Linked DNA regions of Mus musculus: region 1 is linked to region 2. Evidence: chromatin loops called from intact Hi-C (ENCODE). Cell type or tissue: left cerebral cortex. All regions are shown on one strand.

What was found. Hi-C counts contacts between places; a loop is a spot of excess contacts. Peaks named below come from ENCODE experiments on the same cell type or tissue, not always from the same donor. Only the 100,000 strongest peaks of a DNase experiment are listed, where the experiment ranks them.
Region 1: it touches region 2 in a loop (8-fold over the local background); 3 of 42 quality-filtered maps call a loop at or near these places.

The regions. Positions count from the first base shown.
Region 1 is chr1:60,842,126-60,850,125 of GRCm38, reverse strand. No RefSeq gene overlaps it. Among named protein-coding and RNA genes, the nearest start is that of Gm38137, 18 kb to the left of the region's middle. In left cerebral cortex, no CTCF peak of the experiment used is centred here; DNase peaks (open chromatin) are centred at 822, 3,005, 4,255 and 4,591; H3K27ac peaks cover 4,500 bases.
Region 2 is chr1:60,404,134-60,412,133 of GRCm38, reverse strand. It overlaps Abi2 (abl-interactor 2), which reads right to left and starts at 2,515. Exons shown (of 12, transcript NM_001198570.1): 1 at 2,215-2,515. The coding sequence starts at 2,331. In left cerebral cortex, CTCF peaks have their summits at 626 (motif pointing right) and 7,059; DNase peaks (open chromatin) are centred at 2,533, 3,989, 4,704, 7,051 and 2 more places; H3K4me3 peaks cover 3,181 bases; H3K27ac peaks cover 3,114 bases.

The DNA of each region.
Region 1 (8,000 bases), 440 kb before region 2:
GATGATTCGCTCGTCCTGGTGATCCCAGTGCTGGAGAACTGGAGGGCTGACCAGCTTAGCTACCATCCAGGCCCAGATCCAAAATCGACATCATCTGTGAATAGATGGAGCATGTGAAAGGGTCAGGACAACAACAGGATAACTGGGAGGAGTCCCAGTAAGGATCCAGTACTGATGGGTAGCAGAAGCCAGAGGCCTTGGACCAGACCAATGACTCATTGCAGTGACCATTTGCAAGTGAAGACATGTGGACAGAGGGGTATACTCTAGGACACACTGGGACACACTTTAGCTTTACAATGAGATGTTTTCTATGCTTTGTTTCATTTTTGTTTGGGGTTGTTTGTTTAGTTGGTTGGTTTTTATTTTATTTTGGGGTGAGTGGGCACAGTTGCAATGGGAGAGGGCAGAAACGAGGGAATGGGGAAATGAGTGGGACTGGGATGCATGATGTGAAACTCACAAAGGATCAATAAAAAGTTGGATGGAAAAAGATAAACGATGGTTGTTTGACACCATGAGAGTGAATCAAGTGATTTGAGCTCTTTAATTTGTCCCAGCCTTCTGTCCGAAATGTTTCTTCCAAGACACAGAGAGGAGGTCTCCTTGAGTTGAGGAGATGGAACAGGAATTATCAGACAAGAAGACAGAGTTCTCAGGCCAGACTATTAGAGAGGGCCCAGCTGCACAGACAACTGAAAGTATGAAGGAGTCTGGTTAAATCTCCAGCCAGTGTCTGAGTAGGATTCAGAGGGAGGACACCCACCTGAGGCTAATGTAGGGTTAGAGGAAGGAATGCTTCTTGCTCACATGGGTGGGAAGTGGCTCACGTCCCCATCTGCCAGAATGGAAAACCTCCTGTTCTCATAGCTCGATGAATACAGAATCTGTAGTGAGGGGAAAAAACTAGCCCCAAAGTAAATGCTGGTCTAAATTTAACTCACAAAGCTTTAATATGCAGTCTAGAAGCACCACACTGTTTCCAGAATTCTGCATACTAGAACCAACACTAAAATATTTATGAGAATACGAAAATAACCACCGGACAACAAGGAAAATTTTCCAACTGCTATCTAATCCAAGATTACTAAGTATTGTGGGGAGCCGTTGCAGAGTGGCAGTTACAGAGTGGCAGTTACAGAGTGGCAGTTGCAGAGTGGCAGTTGCAGAGTGGCAGTTGGCTATTGCTGGCCACCACACATATATAGGCAGTAAAGGTTCTTTTGCCAAGATGAGGTTTTGAGAATTGACCAAAGTTAACCAATCAGATGAGAGACAAGTTAACCAATCAGATGAGAGAGAACGCCTCTCCTAGGCCTATATAAGCAGCACCAGTTCTGGGCTTGGGTCTCTTTGCCTCTGCAATCAAGCTCTCCTAATAAACGTGTGCGGAAGGATCCTGTTGCAGCATCGTTCCTCCTGGCCAGTCGAGCGCGTGCAAGAAAGTATAAAGAAGTAGAAAAAAACATAACAACAAAACATTATCAAAGATGTTAGAATTGTAGACAAGAACAGTCATTCTTGTTATATTCCAAATGTTCAAGACCGTGAAAGGAACTGTAAACTTGTTAATGAACTATATTTAAAGTGACCCAACTAGAACTTCCTTTGATTAAGTGCCAGAAATTTATGATAAACAGTGGGTTATTGATAAATAAAATAGAATTAGTGAACTTGAAAGCACAGCAATATAACCGATCTCTAACGAAACCAGTATTGGGGGGCGGGGAAAGACAGACAGACAGACAGACAGAAAGACAGAGCACCTAAGACCTTCAAGTGGTTCAATACACACGTTATCGGAGAAACAAAACTCTTGAGGGGAAACAAGGGAGGGGGAGCAAAGAAATATTTCAAGAGACAGCTTAGATTATTTTCTTAATTTGATGAAAGTTATAAACCCACAGATCCCAAATACTCACTCAAGCCAAAGCATAGACAACGTAAGAAAGTTTTACTGAGGTCTGTAACCAAACTATCTACACCCAAGAACTGGTCGAAGCCCTCAGAGGAAGAGATCATGAAGGTGCTCTGCCCCCCTGAGACTGAGGAATGCCCCAGCTCTTCCAGCCCTTCACATGCCCCTGGCTACAGGGGTGCCGCTGGGGTCTGTAAGCCTAGAGAACATTTCCTCACCTCCCAAGCTGAACTCAAAATGTAATCAGAATTTCTAGTGTAATCTATGTATCTTTTTCTTTCTTTGTAAATCTCTATCCTTAATAAGGCAGGTTAACTGGGTAAACTGAAATATCAGATACCAATTTTAAAGAGCTCAGGAAATATATTGAGCTAAATAGATTTTTCTTTAAAAATATCAAAATGAATGTAACAAAATCCATTAAGTAACAAAATATAAAAGTAAGTGGTAAAAAGTATCTGCCCTCATCCCTCTGTGATCACCATGGATCCTCAGTCCTAGCCCTGGCTACAGAGTCCTGACATCTTCACAAGGATTCTTTCTTCTCTCCCCTCTGTTTTTCCTCTGGCAGTCCTAACACTCTGCCCCCATTCTCTCTGACTTTATTCAGTGCCAAAATAAGAAACCTCTAAAGCCATCTCTTCATTTCTTGTTTGGATTGTCATCCTCTTCAAACCCAGATTACTTCTCTAAAATGATTTCCTTTGAACTACAAAGGGTTATAGAATAATTGGAATCTTTTAATGAAATATTCCTAATGAAATGGGTAAACAAGAAAAAATGCTAACTTTACTTATTAGCAAGAAATCAGAGGGTTTGCATTTGCTTAGTTTGGGTTTGGGGACATGAGTGTGTGTGTGTGTGTGTGTGTGTGTCTGTGTGTGCGCACGCACGCACGTTTGTGTGTTAAGTGCAATAACATGGAGACTTTATGTTTTAATAAAGCTGTTTTGTTGCCATGGTTGCAAATTTGCATTAACATGTTCACAAGGAAACCAATGTGTGGTATGAATATTGCTCCCACTTTCACATCTGCCCACGTGCTCCAGACAGGGATTGGATAAACTGGCTTCCAGCCCTGATCTCCTCCACCACCCCCATAGAGTGAGCATTTTTCACAGAAAATCTAGAGTTCTCTAGGATATAAAGTTAGGATTGGCTCCTGTTCCAGACACAAGGTCAAACAAGATTTCTGACGGGCTTGCTTCATGAGGTTCAATCACCCTTCACCCCTTTGGCATGATGCATATGCATGAGATCACTAGGAGACTGTTTATTTAGTATCTAAGCTCTTTACAATGTATTTCAAGATAAATATAATCACTGAAGAAGTTACACAGCTTGAAAATTCTGGCACTAATCTTACAGCAGTTCTTACAAAACAAGTTTGCAAATGATCCTTTCTAGGGGTGGGTGGAAGATTCAAGACAGGGTTTCTCTGTGTAGCCCTGGCTGTCCTGGAGCTTTTGTAGACCACGCTGGCCTTGAACTCAATGCGATCCCCCTGCTTCTGCCTCCCTGATGCTGGGATGAAAGGCTTGTGCAGTGATCTCTTGATGCTTCTGTTTCAGGTAACATATTCTCTATTCTTTATTCCTCTTTCTTGCCTCTTTTTTTTCTTGTAAAGTTCATAACCATCATCCAAACTTGTCTCTCTGAAATTTGAGACCCAAATCTGATCATAGGCATATTTTCTAGTAAGCAGACAGGCAGCAGGCAAACAGAGCAGACTACTGAGCCTCCCGAGCCCCTGCTCAGAGACAATTCCTTAAAGCCGCAATCCTCAAGCCAGGATGGAACTATTAGCTATGATTACACTCAAGCCATGACCATCCCTAACTGGTCTCCGATCCTGTATATCCTTCCCACTTCTCATTGCTGCAAACCCGAGTGATCCTTTAAAAAGCAATTCTGTCCTCCATGAACTTGGGTTGGAAATCTTGCAGCGTGTCCTGTTGTCGACAAGATGGTGTCCAAACTCCTTTTAGAAAGCACCTGAGGTTCTTCAGGTTCTGAATCCCACCTCCTGCTCTGACCTGATATCTCAGTGTCCACCCCGCTCCTCACCTTTGGATCCCTCTCTCTGTGAACTACAATTTCAACTGAGTAGTTTCACGATGTCAGATGACCACAGAACTCTTAAGTCAGTGACCTATATGTTTAAAACTATTTGAATGCTTACTACTGTGTGGCTCTGGTTGAAGAAGAAACAATTCTTGAGTCCTTAGGTTTCCATTTCCTGAGATCTCAAAGTAGTCTCTAATCCATCCTTGCCCGCTGGCTCCCACAGTGGCTGTGAGCCACCCACCACCCACACTCTGCTCTCTGAACAAGATGCTTTTTATGATCTAGAGCAGCACATTCAGGTTGCCAGAGCCACAAGCAGGAGAGTGCAAGGTATGGTCCTGAGTCATAGTCTCCCGTTCCCCTTGGAGCATCTGAGCTGTTCTAGCTCAATATCTTAAAATAAAATAAAATAAAATAAAATAAAACTAAGAACACAATCATGCAGGTGATGAGGTCCACACTGAAATCCCCCTCCCCCCCCCCCCCCCCCCCCCCCCCGTATCTCATAGACCTCAAGTAAGTCATTTGCCATGGTTTTCACAGTCTCATCAAAAACTAGTGAGCTGCTGAGTTTTCTAAGGCGAGTATGTTTCTCCAGCTGGGACACGCCCACAAGACAATTGCTTGGGTGGTGTTTGGCAGTGAAGGCGCCTAAGCCCACACCACATCATACTTTAACAGCAGTCAAGTAAGAAAATTTAGAGAAGCAGAGAGAGCTAGGGTTAGTATTTTAATGGCTTCTAAAGTCAGTATTACATTTACTAAGGCTCAGAATTTATCAAAGAAGATGATCCCCAAAGCACGGGCTCAACTATGCCCTGAGCACACAGGTCAGGTTGCTGTCTGTTTTCAGATGTGTTACAAAGAAACAAAACATATGCCAAGGATTTCTAATGGTTAGAGTTTAGAATTTTAATGCAAAATTTAGGGTTTTATTCTTTTAAATAATGATGAGGGGTTCCAGGTAAACTATAAACTACACCTCACTCGTTCATTGGCATTTCCTTTCTGCTTTCTTGGGTTGGAGGACAATGTTGTGGATTTGATTTAATGCTTGCCTTATGGGTTCCCAAATTACATGAGAATCCCGAGTGTTAGCTGCTAAGGGTCCTTGCCCCAACTGATTCTAATTTGTAAATAAAGTTGCTGGGCAGGGAGATAGAGATGAGACTAGATTTTCTGGACAAGGAAACTAGGAAAAGGATTTGGAATCATCATGCCAGGGTTTGAGAGCCATGGAAGAAGGGTGCCAGCCATGTAAGAGCTTCGGAAGACAGAGTGGATCTGGGTAGCAAAGATTGAATAATTTTAGTAAGCAATAATTCAGGAGTATCAGAGTGTAGGCCTTGGCTACTAGATGAAATTTGAGAGTGGCTCTGCCATTATATTGTTTAAGGCATGTTAAAATAGAAGACTCTGTCTGTCTGTCTGTCTGTCTTTCATTCAATAATCCAGAACATTTTGGCAGGTGGTGGGTTGGTGAGGAATGTTGCAGGGAGATTTGAATAGGGTTAAGTGAATAATGTAACAGGACAAAGCTAAAATCTCTAAGATTCCAAAGAGAAGGCCCAACCGATACCTTTTTTGGCCACCTACATGCTACTTAAACTATTTCTTTAGGACTAAATGTCTCACCCCCCTCCCTGCACACCACTTCAATTTCAGCCATGATGGGCAGTTTTATGGTAACTCAAACCCCTCTTCAGTATCTCACCTGAAGCATCTGCCAAGTGGATTGCTTCATTATTTCTAAATAAAAGCTTTATTGGGTAAACTACACATTCACAGATCTTACTGTTTAAAAGTACTTAACGGAGTGCTTTTACTGTACTTTCAGTATTGAACACTGGTCATTACTGCTTATTCAGAGAGCTGCTGTTTGTTTGTTTGTTGGTTGGTTGGTTGGATGGTTAGTTGGTTGGTATCCTTTGTCAGTTTCCCTTCTTTCAGATACCCACCTTGGGCAACCACTGGTCTTTCTGTCTCTGTGGATTCAGCTATTCACATTTTGTAGAAACAAAATCATATAATATTTGGTCTTTTGTGACTGGATCTCTTTTATTAAGTGTGTTTCCAAGGTTCACCTATGTTGTAACATCTACCAGAGCTCTGTTGTTTTTTATGAATAAGCAATATGGTTTTGTACGGCTATGCCACAGTTTAGAAATCCATGTATCCATCCATAAACATTTGTTTCTATTATGGATGGTGCCGTTATGAGCTTCCCTTGTATGTGAGTTGTTTTTAATGCTGTAACCATGGGCTTTTCTACTGTGCTCCAGTTACCAAAATAACGACTCCAAGACCTAATTATATTTGAATAAATGCCTAGGCCATAAGCTTGGACTTGTTCCCTGACTAGCTCGTAACTTAATAAATCCATTTATCATATTCTATGAGTGCCACATGGCTGGTTTCCTCTTCTCGGTTTCAAGCATCTGTCTCCTCAGAGTTCAAGGCTAATCCCTTCCTATGCCTGATTGTATCCCAGAGTTCCTCTCTCCCTACCAGAACTCCCACCTCCCATTTCCTGCCTCAGCTCATTGACCAATCAGCTTTTTATTAACAAGTGATGCTTCTGGACAGTACACAAGAGATCATCTTGCTTTCAAGAACCTATTTGTTTTTGAATATGCTTTATGGCTTTATGTATTTGAAGTCAATATATATCAGTTTATTCTGCTTAGAGTTTTTTTGTGGTTTTTTTTTTGTTTGTTTTGTTTTGTTTTGTTTTTTTAAGCTTCTTGGATATGCAGGCTTACATTTCCCATCGACTTTGGAGAGTCTTTAGTCCCTCTTTTTTTCAAATAGTCTATCAGTTCTTTTTCTTTTCCCCTTTCTCAAACTCTTCTGGAATGCCTGATGCTATCAACACAATGAGAAGCAGATATGACAATGGGGGAGGGGTTGGGTGGAAAGGTGAAGAGGATTAGTGGAATGAGTGAGGGACAAGAAAAGGTTATTATAGGGGGTAAATATGACTAAATACACAATATACATGCATGAAATTTTCATAACGAAACCCATTACTACATATAATTGATATGTGCTAATAGAAATTCACTCAACAGCAACTTCTCAAATCCTGATTTCTATCTACTTGGTTCTTCTCTTACAATTTCTAATTGTATCAATTTTCTATTATTTGGACATTATTCTCATACTTTATTTTAAATTTCAGCCATAACTTCCTTTAGATCTTTGACTACCTATTTATGATAACCAGCTTGTAGCTATTGTGAAGTGTGGCATCTGGTTTTCCTAAGGCAGTTTCTATTGGTCTCCCCTACCCTGTGCCTCATATAGGTCCTACCTTTAGGCTTGGCAGCATGCTTTATGCTTTTTTTTTAGGATGAATATTTTAAATAATATCATGTGCCAACTCTGAATATCAGCTTCTGCTTCTGTCTCAGAGAAGTTGTGGGCCTTTGCTGCTGTTTTCCTTGCTGCTATATTTTTAAATTAACTAATTACTTAGCTTCACATCCTGACCACAGTTTCTCTTCCCTCCTCTCTTCCAAATCCTTCCCCCACACCTTCTCCATACCATCCACTCCTCCCCTACTGATATCAACACTCCTTGGCATATCACATTGCATTAGGACTATGCACACCTTCTCCTTTTGAGGCTAGAAGAGGCAGCCCAGTTAGAGGAAAGGGCCCCAAAGGCAGGTTAACAGAGTCAGAGACAGCCCCTGTTCCTGCTGTTAGGAGTTCCACTTGAAGACCAAGCTACACAACTGTTACACAAGTGTAGAGGGCCTAGGTCAGTCCCACGCATAGTCTCTGGTTGGTGGTTCAGATTCTGTAAGCTCCTATGGGCTCAGGTTAGTAGATTCTGTAGGTTTTCTTGTAATGTCTTTGACCCTTCTGGCCCCTACAATCCTTCTTCCCCTTCTTTCTCAGGATTCCCCGAGCTCAGCCTAGTGTTTGACTGTGGATCTCTGCATTTGTTTCCATCAGTTGCTGGGTGAAGTCTCTCTGATGATAGTTATACTAGGTTCCTGTCTGCAAG
Region 2 (8,000 bases):
TTTTTCTTATTAGCTGGCTGCAATTGCAATCTAATCACTTTTCCACTCCCCAATTTCTCTTCTGACAGATAAGACTTTCCCATACTATGTTACACAAGGGAACACAATTAGCACTTTGGGTCTTTTAGGTTTTGCCTCTCCAAGCAGCTGTGACGCCCTGAAAATAAGCATCACCTTTCTACCCACAATTCCCTACAAAGTATAAATTAACTATACTTAGCTCGTCGCACAGTATCCAATAGGAATTAGTTCTAGGACACACTCCCACCCCACCCCAATCCCCACTCCAACCCCATCCTTGGATACTGAAGTCCTTTACATAAAATGGCATAAAATTTACATTCAATCTATCACACATCCTCCCCTAGAGTTCAAATCTGTACATTATTTATACTATATAATAAAATGTACATGGCACGTTAAGTAGTTGTTACACTGTTTGGGAATGACAAGAAGAAGGAAGACTATTTCCTCCTCCCACAAGAAGGGCTGATGGTACATGGTATTGCTATTTAATTTGCTCACAGATCGGTCTCTTGAACTATATTATAAACCCCAGAAGAGTTCAGGATAAGCAATAAAAATCTTTGTTTTGTTTTGATTAAGATGTATTTTATGTATATGAGTACACTGTAGCTGTCTTCAGACACACCAGAAGAGGGCATCAGATCCCATTACAGATGGTTGTGAGCCACCATGTGGTTGCTGGAAACTTAACTCAGGACCTCTGGAAGAGCAGTCAGTGCTCTAAACCATTGAGCCATCTCTCCAGCCTGCAGTAAAACCTTTGAATGCTTCCTACATAGCTCTGTATTTGTAAAGTATCTGACAGACATTTGTGGGGAATTTTGATCAATCTTTGACCAAAGACACACACACTCTTCCTACTGAACACACACTTTCCACCACTTCTTTTTAGGGGAGAAGATTCAATTATGTCTGATTCATTCTCAATACAAATGTTTACAACATAATAGTAGAGTTCAGTGTGTGTATAACCAAATAAAATCTAAGCACATTGTCTTTGACTAACAATGTGGTCCTCAAAAAACTTAAGATCCTATAAATTGCAGCATCTGGGTTTTTTTGTTTTGGTTTTTTGGGGTTTTTTTTTTTTTTCCAATTCATACTCAGATTTGAGAATGTTTTCAATACAACTGCTGTTAAGGATATCTGCAGGGACGGGAGTAGGGACAAGAACATTAAAATACAGCTAACAGTTTAAGCATCACGCTTCCATTCCATTTTATCCAAAGAATTTAAACGGGAGTAAAAAAAATGTAGACACAACCTGTAATTCAGTATAAGCCCTACGGAAAACAAGAGATACTGGATTTGCATACCATGAGTTAATTTTTAAAGTGTTGCTTCACAAAATTTTTACATTTATCCCATGACCAGCTGGTTCTCATCTCACCAATGCCCCGCCCCACACACACTTCTCACCTTCCTACACACACATACACTGAAGTCCCTGGGCCAAACCAATCATCATGGGAAAAAAACTAAACCATGTGGTTCGTTTCCCTAATTCTTTGTGAAAATAGTCATAGTTCTTTTTTCCCCAAAGGAAAATTACCTATTCTAACGAGACCTGAGAAGGAAAGGCAGCTCATTATCAGTTTCCCATTCTCCACAGGGAGGAGAAAAAAAAAATGGTATTAACTTGCAATAAGAGACAGCCGTTCCACCATGCCCCTTTTACATTTTAAAAATGTTTAAACTTAAGGGTTAAGAATTTTTGTTTTGTCTTCAGGGTACATTCGCAGGAATGGAGAAGTGAGGCATTTCACTTTGCAGAAAAAGGACCCCTTAATAAAAAGGGGGTCCCTCGGAATTTGGGCAGGGGGTAACCTATCCCTCTGTCACACAAGCCTGCCATCGAGCAAGATCCCGTTAGACAGAAAACGCCACTCGCCACCTCCCCCGCCATCCGGAACACTGACAGGAGAGGACTGCGGGGGCGACGGGGCAGAGGCGAGGGGGCGGGACGCCACGCACCGCACGGCACCGCACCGGTCACTCGCACGGGGCTGCTGGGGCCTGGTGGCGACCCTCGCTCCCTGCAGCCGCCGCCCTCGCCCTGTCCCTACCCCGGCGCGGCTCCCTGGACCGAGCACCGCGCGGCCTCCCCCGCTCGCCATCGCCCCGCGCGCCCCTCACAGCCCGCGTCCTGCCGCGCCGAGCCGCGCGAGGGGCCGCGTCGCATCGCACCTGGATGTAGTTATTCTCGCAGTAGTCGGCCACCCGCTCCAGATTCGTGTAGCTGTCGAAGAGAGCCCGGCGGCCCCCCGGGATTTCCTCTTCCAGCAGCATCTGCAGCTCCGCCATCTTCACATCCTTCTCTTCCTCCTCCTCCTCCTCCTACTCCTCCTCATACAGCCCGCAGAGGCAGCGGCCGCGACGCCCGGGAGAGGAGGAGCAGCGGCGGACGCGGCGGGAATCGGGAGGAGCGAGCGGCTACCCCCCCACACACACCCTACGGCGCGCGACGAGGGAGGGGGCGGAGGGGAATGGAGGCGGGGCGCGAGCCGACGGGCCGCGAGGACGGTCACCGCGGCGACGGGCGCGCGCACGCGCGCTCCCCTCCACCCGCCCCCAGCGCCCGAAAAAGATTCCCACCCGCGCCGCCCCTCCCCCACTTCCGGCGTCTCCTAGCGACGGGAGGGCGGGGGCCGGGATGCGCGCGGGAGCGGGGCTCTGGGTTAACCCTTCGGCCCCGCGCGGCCTTCCTGGGTCTGGGAGTCCTCAGCAGCCTTTGTTAGCCGGGCGGGAATGCACCTCTGCTCCCTGCTGCTTCACGCCGCCGCCCCCCATCTTCACCTCTGCACTTCACCCGGGGCCGGAACCCTGCGGAGGTCATCTGCCTGAGGAAGCTCGCCTAGGGAGAGGACACAGTGTCTTCACAAGCTCTGTGAAAGATAACACCTCATCCGAACAGGCAGAGCCACTGAACTTCCAGGCAGCTCTAAATACCACCTTGAACCTCATCGGCTTCTTTACAAATTGCAGTTACCTAGTCCCAAACCTATTCGTTCGTTCATTCATTCATTCATTCATTCACTCCCTTCCGTCCCCTGTCCTGTCCTCTCTTTCTTCTTGGCATGGTCTCCTGTATAGACCGGGCTGACTGGAATTACAGCCACATGCTGTGGTTGCCCAGCCTGGGCCTCCTCCTCACTTCACTTTTTTTAAAATTTCGATGGTGGTTTTGCTGGTACTATTTTATTTATTCACATGGTTGTAGCATGAATAAGATTAAACGAACAATGACAAACGTGCGTTTTTTTCAGATTAAGTACTACAAATTCAAGGACGTTCATCCTGGTCTTGTTATCCAGATATCTAATCTTTTTTCATAAATATGATTGGCCCACACCGTGAAACTTGAAAAAAATAAATAAAACTGACACCTTCTGTGATATCAAGACCACAATCTTTGTTAGTTCTGTGGAAACCCAAAGGGCACCCACCATCTTAGAGGGGTTTAGAGTTTAGGATTTGTGGTTTCAACTTTTATTGCTCTTGCTGTCACTTGGCCTCCTGTGATCAAATTTCAGATGATGAGGGAACGATTATACATTCCTAGAAAAAAATCAAATGCACTCGCTCACATATTTGTGGAGTAAACCCTGTGTTGTTACGTTGGCTTTATGATAAATACATTACCAATATGCGTGAGCTTTTGCCGCAGAGCCTAAAACAGTATTTTTAAATGATGATGTGGTCCACCTGGATCTATTGTTCAGCACTTTAAACACCTGTCTTAGTGTGAATGTTCTAAGTGTGAGAAGCTTGTTAAAAACAAAAGGGAGAGCTGGGGTTTGTAGCTGAGTTTAACTATGTGTGGAAAAAGAAGAGAAGCCTAAAGTGTGTGGAGGGGGATAGTTATGTATAGACACATGCACTTGTTTCAGGAAATGAGGTACAAACAGGTGAAGAAAACAAACATCAGATCAGACTCTTATACAAACCAGTAAATCAAAAAACTGTGTTGATGGGTCTGGAGAGATGGTTCAGCCGTGAGAGCACACACTGTTCTTCCAGCGGATCAGAGTTTGGCTCCCAACATCCGTGTCATGCTGTTCACAATCACTGCAGGAGATACAACACCCTGACTTGTCATTCACTGGTACCTGCACTCATGTGCCATACACTCAGATAGAAACACACACATAAACAAGAAAATGTTTTTAAAAGTTTGTTAATGTAAAAATTGTAGTTTTCATCTTAAAGGAAATAGGGGAGGGTTTATTCTGGAGCCATTTGAGTGACTTTGGCCAGGAAACACAGACTTTAGGCTACCTCAAATTCCATGTTCCAGCGTGGAAAGAGTTTCATCATGTTTTTGTAGTTTTACAGAATAAAAGTTGTAAATGGAAGCAATTTTAAAATACACTGGTGGGTACATCAGAGAAGCAGATACATCAAAATCAGAGGGGCCTTTCAACAAGCTCATCTTTTAGATTGGTTGAAGCTAGTTGCCTGCTGAGTTAATAAATGTTAAAAGGTCTCTTTTTATCTGTTGTCACAAGATGTTAGTTCCAACATGGCAGGGGAGAGTTGTTTGCAAGGAATGTCTCTCCGGAAAGCCAGGACTTAGCCCATGATAAGAGAATTAGCCTCCGGACCTGCACTATCCCAGCGTTTCCACAGTGCAGGAATTCTAATCAGCCAGCCAGCCCGTCTCTACAAATATAGATTTCTTCCACTTTTCTTTCACCACCAGATGCAGCTTCTATTCAAGGTTCCCTTCAAATCTACTAGATACCTTGAAAGCAGACAGGATCCTTCCCTGCTATACTTTTTCCTGACTAGCATTCTTTCAAATGCTGCCTAGCAAAACAAATTTCCTGAGAGAGGATTCACCAAATCGCCAAGGGAAAACTGGAATGCTCTCTCTAATTTGGGACAGCTTCTTTGGCTCTTTAAGGAATCAGAACTAGGATTGTAGCTCAGTGGTAGAGAACTTGGCTATTTTCATGCTGTCTTTAAAACTCGGAAGTCTGAGGGCCCAAGGATGTAGGCATACATTTTTGTTGCCACTAAGAAGGATTTTCTAAAAAGAAAGAAAACAAGCACAAAAAACTATGAATTAAGGTCCAGGACCATATTGTGTACCTCTTGAAAACTATCACTAATTGCCCATACTTCTTTAAGCTGATGAGCATAATTGAAATCTATTGAGTTTTAAAGTTTTTCAGATAAACTGTTATGGTAAGACAAATCCATTTAAGCCATCAAAAAGTAACAAGATAAAAGTACTTATTTAATGTGAACTCCATTTGAATAAAAGCAAGCCTCTGGGGCAAGAAAACTTTAAATAAAATAATGTTAGCTGGACAGTGATGGTGTATACCTTCAATCCCAGTGTTCTGGAGGCAAAGGCAGATGGATCTCTGTGAGTTGGAGGCCAGCCTGGTCTACAGAGATAGTTCCATGACAGCCAGGGCTACACTGTGAAACCTGTTTTGAAAACAAGCAAACAAACAAAATTCCCGAGAACAATCTATCTCTGGATGTGTAACATTCAGGTCCCTCCACGTCACTGACATTCTTATCCAATCTTGCAGGAGTTTCAATGAAAGGTACAGTCCTTTTCAGAAAACCTTGTTCATAATATCATTTCCACCTTCACAGAAATATCTTACAAAAAAGGATAAGTAATAGTAATATTAAAAATAATCAAGTACTCTATGTCAGATTTCAGTTAGTATTTCACAAGAGTCAATTCCCATTAATATTGCCAAGGTGGCTTTATAGTTTCCATTTATAGACAGAAAAACCAAGGGAACACAAAAATATATTTAGAGATTGTGGACTTAGGACTTACATATTGGTTTGACCTTTTAAAAATGTTTTTCTTTTCCGTTATGCCATGTTGTCAAACTTCCAATATTTTAGCTCTATAAATGCCATCCTTCGAGTGTAGACACTAGTAATGCCTACTGATCACACATTATGTAACCTCTTATAAGAGGAGGGAAGGCTAGACCCATTCAACAAAAGAGCCTTTGCGTGTTTACAGAGTGTGGTGGTTTGACTAGGAGTGACCCTCATAGGTTCAAATATTTGAACACTTGCTTGTAGGGTGTGGCACTACTTGACTGGGATTAGGAGGTGTAGCCTTGTTGAAGTAGGTGTGGCCTTGTTGGAGGATGTCACTGAGGTGGGCATTGAGGTTTCAAAAGCCCAAGAGAGACCCGGAATCTCTTTCTGCTGTCTTGGGATTTGGTTGTGGAACTCTCAGCTTCTTCTTCAGCACCATGTCTATCTTCCTGCCTGCATACCACCATGCTTCCCACCACAGTGACAATGGACTTAAACTCTGTAAATGCAAGCAAGCTCCAATTCAATGTGCTGTGGATGAATAACACAGAACATTGCAATAAATTCAAGCCCTATCTCTCAGTTTTTCCTCTTGTCAAACATCCTTAAAATATGAATCCCAAACTTAACTCCATATTCCACTACAGCAAAGTGCCACGAGACAACAATCCTAACACATTTTTTGGGACTTGTCAACATGTATGGAGATTATTAATAAAAATAAAAGAGGGGTCAGAAATAGGAGGGAAAGACGTAAGGTTCTGAGAATAGTAGAGTAAAAGGCCAGGAAACAACCCTTGAAAACATAAAGATGCTGGAATTACAGGCATAGGCCATCACACCCAGTTTGTGCAGTAGTAGGGGCTGAGCCCAGGGCCACATGCATACTGGACAAGCATTCTACCATCTGAACCACATCACTAGCAACCAGTACCACCACAAGTCAGGGGGAAATAAAAATGCTAGAATTATTACATGAAAGCCTGAAAAAAAATAAGTTAGATTATAATACAAGAACAAATACCACATAACTTTAAATTTTTAAAGTTTTATAATTATAAAAAGAAGCATGAGTATATCGCACTGGGATTTCTTTCTCTTTTTTTAAAGATTTATTTGTGTGTGTGTGTGTGTGTGTGTGTGTGTGTGTGTGCTCTATCTGCATGTATGTCTGCAGGCCAGAAGAGTGCATCAGATCCCATTACAGATGGTTGTGAGCCACCTTGTGGTTGCTGGGAATCTAACTCAGGACATCTAGAAGAGCAGACAGTGTTCTTAACTGCTGAGTCAGCACTCTAGCCCTAACATTGGAATTTCAATGAAGTTTCTAATGATTTATTTATTTTTACTAGATGTGCATTGGTATTTGGTCTGCATATATATTTGTACAAGGGTGTTAGATCCCCTGGAACTGAAGTTACAGACAGTTATGAGCTGTCATGTGGGTCCTGGGAATTAAAACCAGGTCCTCTGAAGAACAGCCAGTGCTCTTAACCACTGAGCCATGTCTGCAGCCTCTCAATGTCCCCATTTTTAAGGGAAAATACAATATGTAGGCTTCTATATACTTAGAGATAGCACAATAGTTAAAATGAAAATCTGGGGGGAAAGTTGGGTGTGGCAAAGAGTTCATATTTGTAAGATGTGAACAATAAGGAAGTCTTACAAACCAACAAGACAAAAGCCAGGCATGGGGCCCACACTGGGGATCCCAGCAACAAGGCAGGATGAGGCAGGAAAATTACTTTATCACAGGAGATTGAAATTAGAGTGAATAACATGAGCTGCTGCCTAAAAGGGGGCTGAGAGAAAGATAACTATCCAGTGTTGAAGAGAAAAGAATGTGTACAGGAACTTGTATAAATAATAAATATAGAGGTGGTTAATAAAACCAGGCATAGTGGTACACATCTGTAATCCCAATACTAAAAAGGCTGGGAGACAGGAGAATTGACGATTCAAGACCAGCTTGGGCTACATAGCAAGCCTTTTTGTGAGCCCTGTGGTGGGAGACTGCAGGGGGAGAGTTTGAGAGATGTAAAGAGAGAGGCTCAGTATCACCTGAATTAGGTGAAAATCATGCAGATTAATACCAAGAATAATACCAATCTCACAATCTCACGTATTACTCATGATTTTAATATTGTATATTCCTTCTAAACAGTAATTTG